Regions from separate parts of the Homo sapiens genome. Here region 1 is linked to region 2. Evidence: read pairs that join two places in POLR2A ChIA-PET (ENCODE). Cell type or tissue: MCF 10A. All regions are shown on one strand. Each heading gives the region's core, and the rest is flanking DNA. Links, peaks and the distances in the headings are about the cores only.

Region 1 (2,899 bases), core at 290-2,789, 83 kb before region 2:
TGCCCAGGCTGGTCTCGAACTCCTGGGCTCAAGCAAGCCTCCCCGCTGGGCCTCCCAAAGTGCTGGGATTACAGGCGTGAGCCACTGTGCCCACTGCAAACATTTACTCTTCACAACTCTGGTAGCTTCCTTTTCCCCAGAGCATGCTACAGCCACACAGTAAAGCCTTACGTCTATTGAGCACCTGCTATGTGCAGCTTGTGATCAACTCTTTTTGTCCTCACCACAACCAACCAACAACGTAGGTTTCTATTATAATTCTCACTTTGCCGATGAGAAAACGGAGGGGCAGGTTTGTGGAGAGGAAAACCCAAGGCCACACAGTTGGTATGTGGTGGAGCCAGGATTTGAAACTGCGACCCGTTAACTCCTGCCTCGGTTCCCCTCCCTTCTCATTCACTGCAGGGATCACAGTTATAACCCCCTGCTTATGTATGCGCTGGCTTGTTTGATGTCTGTCTACCCAACATAACCTGGCGGGTTTCATGACAGGATGGTATGAGTGCACAGTAAGTGTGTTTGGCTTTGTTTTAATGTTATGGGGTTTTTTTTTTTTAATTATTTACTTATTTTGAAAGAGAGTCTCACTCTGTCACCCAGGCTGGAGTGCAGTGGTGCGGTATCAGTTCACTGCCACCTCCACCTGTTGGGTTCAAGCAATTCTGCTGCCTAAGCCTCCCGAGTAGCTGAAAATACAGGCATGGGTCACCATGCCCAGCTAATTTTTGTGTGTGTATGTGTGTGTGTGTGTGTGTGTGTGTGTGTGTGTGTGTATTTTTAGTAGAGATGGAGTTTCCCCATGTTGGCCAGATTGGTCTCGAACCCCTGACCTCAGCTGATCCACCCGCCTCAGCCTCCCAAATGCTGGAATTACAGGCTTGAGCCGCCACGCCCAGCCTGTTTTTATGTTGAGACAGGGTCTCCCTCTGTCACTCAGGCTGGAATGCAGTGGCACAATCATAGCTCACTGAAGTCTCCAACTCCGGGGCTCAAGCAATCTTCCTGCTTCAGCCTCCCAAGTACCTGGGACTACAGATGCATACCATCACACCTGGCTAATTTTTTTCAGTATTTTTTGTAGAGACGGGGACTAGTTATGTTGCCCAGGCTGGTCTCAAACTCCTGGGCTCAAGCGATCCTCCTGCCTTGGCCTCCCAAAGTGCTGGGATTACAGGCATGAGCCCTTACACCTGGCTGAATTTTGTTTTTCTGTTCCCTGTTGCCTAGCACATGATACCTGCTTACCATTAATAAATGCACTAAAAACACAATGGTTGAGTTTAGAACCAGACTGTCCCAGGTTTGAAACCGGTTTATAACATTGAATGGCTGTGTGTCCTTGAGCCAGCAGCTGAATCCTCTGGGGACCAGTTTTTCTCTCTCTCTCTGGAAAACGAGGCCAATCCAGCTCACAAAGCGTTAATATGTATAAAGTCCTTCCTGGCCCGGAGAAAGCACTGCAGAAGCTTTAAAATAAATCAGCCCTTAAAAATTCACTTTCCGGCTGGGTGCGGTGGCTCACGCCTGTAATCCCAGCACTTTGGGAGGCCAAAGCGGGCGGATCACTTGAGATCAGGAGTTCGAGACCAGCCTGGACAAAATGGCAACCCCCCCCTCCAACTCTACTAAAAATGCAAAAATTAGCCGGGTGTGGTGGTGCGCACCTGTAATCTCAGCTACTCGAGAGGCTGAGGCAGGAGAATCGCTTGAACCCGGGAGGCGGCGGTTGCAGTGAGCCGAGTTCCCGCCACTGCACTCCAGCTTGGGCGACAGAATGAGACTTTTTTTTAAAATTACTTTCCGGATGCTTTCGCTCCAGCGACCAGCAGGGGGCAGCAAAAACCCATGCCTTCTTTCAGGCTCTGTGCCTTGGCTTGAAATGTGCAAGATTTATTGAGCTCGGAGGGAGACTGTGAGGGGACTCCCTGGCTTCTCTCCTGGGACGCAAAAGTTGCCCCGTGCAAACTTTCTAGCCTGCAAGGTCGGCCCCGCTCCTCCTCCCCTTTTCTCTCCAGTAACTGAATGTGGTTTGGCTGCCAGGCCTTTGCACGTGCGGTTTCCCTAGCCTGGAACACTCTGTTCCCACCCTGGAGGTCGGAGATGCTGGGTTGGGATGGAGACACCCGTGACCTGCTAGGCCCAGGGCATGGCGTTAGCAAAGGTGGGGGTAGAAGTAGGAATTACTGGCCGGGCGCGGTGGCTCACGCCTGTAATCCCAGCACTTCGGGAGGCCGAGGTGAGTGGATCACCTGAGGACGGGAGTTCGAGACTAGCCAGACCAACATGGAGAAACCCCGTCTCTACTGAAAATACAAAATTAGTCGGGTGTGGTGGTGCATGCCTGTAATCCCAGCTACTAAGGAGGCTGAGGCCGGAGAATCGCTTGAACCTGGGAGGCGGAGGTTGCGGTGAGCCGAGATTGCGCCACTGCACTCCAGCCTGGGCGACAAGAGTGAAACGCCGTCTAAAAAAAAAAAAAAAAAAAAAAAAAAAAAGTAGGAATTACCTAGGTCCGAGTTAGAAAACAGAGAGCCCCTCAACTGTGGCCTCGAAACCACACAGAGGACTGAAGCAGGATGTGTGGGGGTAAAACTGAGGGCCAAATAGGAGCTGAGTCCCGACCAAGGGAGCTGGAGTTCCTCACCTCTGGGTCCTCAATATTTGCTGATTGACTTAAGACATGCATGCCCTTAAGCCTTGCATTCTCTCTCCAAGCTTCAGTTTCCTCATCTGTAAGACGGGGCTCATGAGATATATATATATATATGTGTGTGTGTGTGTGTGTGTGTATATATATATATACACATACATATGTGTGTATATACATATAATGTATATGTGTGTATATATGTATATATACGTGTGTATGTGTGTGTGTGTGTGTATACACATAATTTTT
Region 2 (2,899 bases), core at 270-2,769:
GCTGAAAATTCTTTCCCATTCTCACAGCTGCCCTGTGAGGCAAGGATCATTGCTGTATGCCTTTTTTTTTTTTTTTTTTTTTTTTTTGAGATAGGGTCTCACTCTGTCACCCAGGCTGGAGTGCAGTGGCGCGATCTTGGCTTACTGCAACCTCTACTTCCTGGGTTCAAGCGATTCTCATGCCTCAGCCTCCCGAGTAGCTGAGATTACAGGCGAGCGCCACCACACCTGGCCAATTTTTGTATTTTTAGTAGAGACGGGCTTTCACCATGTTGGCCAGGGTGGTCTGGAACTCATGGCCTCAAGTGATCCGCCCTCCTCGGCCTCCCAAAGTGCTGGGATGACAGGCGTGAGCCACCGCGCCCGGCCTGTTGTACGCATTTTACAGAGGAGGAAACAGAGGCTCAGAGGAGGGATTTGACCTGCCGTGGTCACACAGCCGAGACTGGGCCAGGTGGGATTTGGACCCACAAGCAGCTTCTGCCTCTGCCCTGTCCTTGACACCTGCCTCATCCTCCATTATTGTCAGAAGGGGATGGGCGGAAGTTGTGGTGCGTGAGGGGGCAGTCTGCTGGCACGGTGTGGTCACCTTCTGGCAGGGTTGTGTGAGGGCCCCACAGGCTGAGGTCTTATGTAGGGTCCCCAGGCTGTGGCTGGCCTCCAGGCCTCAGCGCTGATCCCAGTGGTTGTCACCCTGACAGCAGGAAGACTGGCCACCGGCTTCCTTTTCCGAACCGAGAGTCCCCTTGGCTGTGGAGCGTCCTGGCCCAGCCAGAGTGCAGTGTCTGGCTTTCATCAGCCCTGCTGGGCAGCTGAGGCCCTGGGATAGAGGGAGAGGGAGGGACGGGCATCAGGCATAGGGCCTTGGCTGGCCTCTTGGAGGGGTGCAGGGTGGATGGCGGTGGAGGGGCACCTGCCATGGGGCTGAAAGGAGCCACCACTTGCAACGTCACAAGTGAGAGAGGAGGCCGGGCACAGTGGCTCATACCTGCAATCCCAGCACTTCGGGAGGCCGAGGCAGGCGGATCACCTGAGGTCAGGAGTTTGAGGCCAGCCTGGCCAACATGGTGAAACCCCATCTCTACTAAAAATACAAAAATTAGCCGGGCGTGGTGGCGGGCGTCTGTAGTACCAGCTACTCGGGAGGCTGAGGCAGGAGAATCGCTGGAACCCGGGAGGTTGCAGTGAGCCAAGATCGCGACACTGCACTCCAGCCTGAGCGACAGAGTGAGACTCTGTCTCAAAAAATAAAAATTAAAATTAATAAGAAGAGGGTGTCAGGGAACTGCAGGAAAATAAAGCAGGGAGGGACATGGAGGGGGGCTGGGGGCCACTCTGGATGGGGAGGGCTTCTCTGAGGAGGCGTCTTTGAGGTGAGGCTTGAAGGGGGTGAGGGAGTCTGGAGAGGCTGGGTGGAGGGAGCAGTGAGGGGGTTATAGCCAGTGCGAAGGCCTGGAGCCCAGGAGCAGCACATGGAGCTGGCTGGGATGTTCAGGGGGTAGTGAGTGGCGAGGGCCGTCCTGTGGCCTTCCAGTGAGGGTGACCAGCCGGGGGTGGGGCGGGAGAGGGTGACCCGGGTGCTCTCCGACCTGCCACGTGCTGGGGAAGGAGCCTGCAGGAACCAGGGCCCAGAGAGGGAAGCTGTCTGCCCGCCCAGGGCCTAAACCCAGCCAGGCCTCCCCGCCCCCTCTGGCAGCCCAAGAAATCTGAGGCGCGGGCGGGCACCGTGCCAGGGCTGGGCGGGGGAGGGGCTGCCAGGCCCGCCCGTCCCAGCAGCTGCCAGCCCGCCCCGAGCCGCCAGCCCAGATGGTGCCCATCTGCTGACGCCGCCATGGGCCAGCCTCCTGTTCCCGCCTTGCGTCGTGCCAAGCTCCTGCAGTCCAGCGCCGGGAATGGCGCGGTGGGCAGAGCCCGGCCCGGGAAGCTCATAGCACGCCAGAGAGGCTGCCCCGGGTGCCCTGGAGAGGGTGGCAGGAGAAACATGGGAGGGGGAGTTCCCCAGCGCTTCCTGGATGGAATTGGGGAGCAAGGACCCCAACAGCGATAATGATGGCGGCAAACACACATGGCGTGCCCTCTGTGTGCCAGGCTCCGAGGCCACCGCTCACCCTAACTGGTTTAATTCTCTCCCCCATCCAAGCAGGAAGGGACTTTGGCCTTCTCTCGTGTTCTAGTGGAGGAAGCAGAGACCCAGAGGTTTGGACAAGAGTCACTTGTCCAAGGTCACAAAGCTCCTCAGGGGCAGAGCCGGAATGAGAATCCAGAACCCCTTTGAAAAAGGGATTGAGGCCAGGCGAGGTGGCTCCTGCCTGTAATCCCAACACTTTGGGAGGCTGAGGCAGGAGGATCACTTGAGGCCAGGAGTTCGAGACCAGCCTGGGCAACATAGCACGACCATGCCCCCCCCCAACAAAATTTTTAAAAATGAGCCAGGTGTGGTGGTGTGTACCTGTAGTCCCAGCTACTCGGGAGGCTGAGGCAGGAGGATGGCTTGAGCCCAGGAGTTGGAGGTTGCAGTGAGCTGTGATCCCACCACTGCACTCCAGCCTGGGTGACAAGGCAAGACCTTATCTCTAAAAACCGTTTTTTTTAAGGGGTGATTGAGGCCAGGTGTGGTGGCTCACACATGTAATCCCAGCTACACAGGAGGCTGAGGCAGGAGAGTCGCTTGAACCTAGGAGGCGGAGGTTGCAGCGAGCTGAGCTCATGCCACTGCACTCCAGCCTGGGCGACAGAGTGAGACCCTGTCTCCAATAAAAGGGAGGTGGTATTGAAACCCCTTAAACCTCTTTTCAAAAACAAACTAAAAGTGCCCTTTGAGGTTATCTAGTGGAAGCCACACCCTCTGAGTCATACAGATCATACAGTGCAGGCCGTGCACACTCAGGGAGTAAATGAA

Evidence for each region. ChIA-PET counts read pairs that join two places held together with the same protein. Peaks named below come from ENCODE experiments on the same cell type or tissue, not always from the same donor. Only the 100,000 strongest peaks of a DNase experiment are listed, where the experiment ranks them.
Region 1: POLR2A ChIA-PET joins it to region 2 with 5 read pairs; 5 of 35 experiments call an interaction of 5 or more read pairs at or near these places.

Annotation. Positions count from the first base shown.
Region 1 is chr19:3,303,279-3,306,177 of GRCh38, forward strand. The region is part of intron 1 of LOC105372244 (a long non-coding RNA gene); the gene reads right to left. Among named protein-coding and RNA genes, the nearest start is that of NFIC, 62 kb to the right of the region's middle. In MCF 10A, for the core only: a CTCF peak has its summit at 1,816 (motif pointing right); a DNase peak (open chromatin) is centred at 1,853.
Region 2 is chr19:3,386,254-3,389,152 of GRCh38, forward strand. All of the region lies in intron 2 of NFIC (nuclear factor I C), which reads left to right. Among named protein-coding and RNA genes, the nearest start is that of NFIC, 21 kb to the left of the region's middle. In MCF 10A, for the core only: no CTCF peak of the experiment used is centred there; a DNase peak (open chromatin) is centred at 1,738.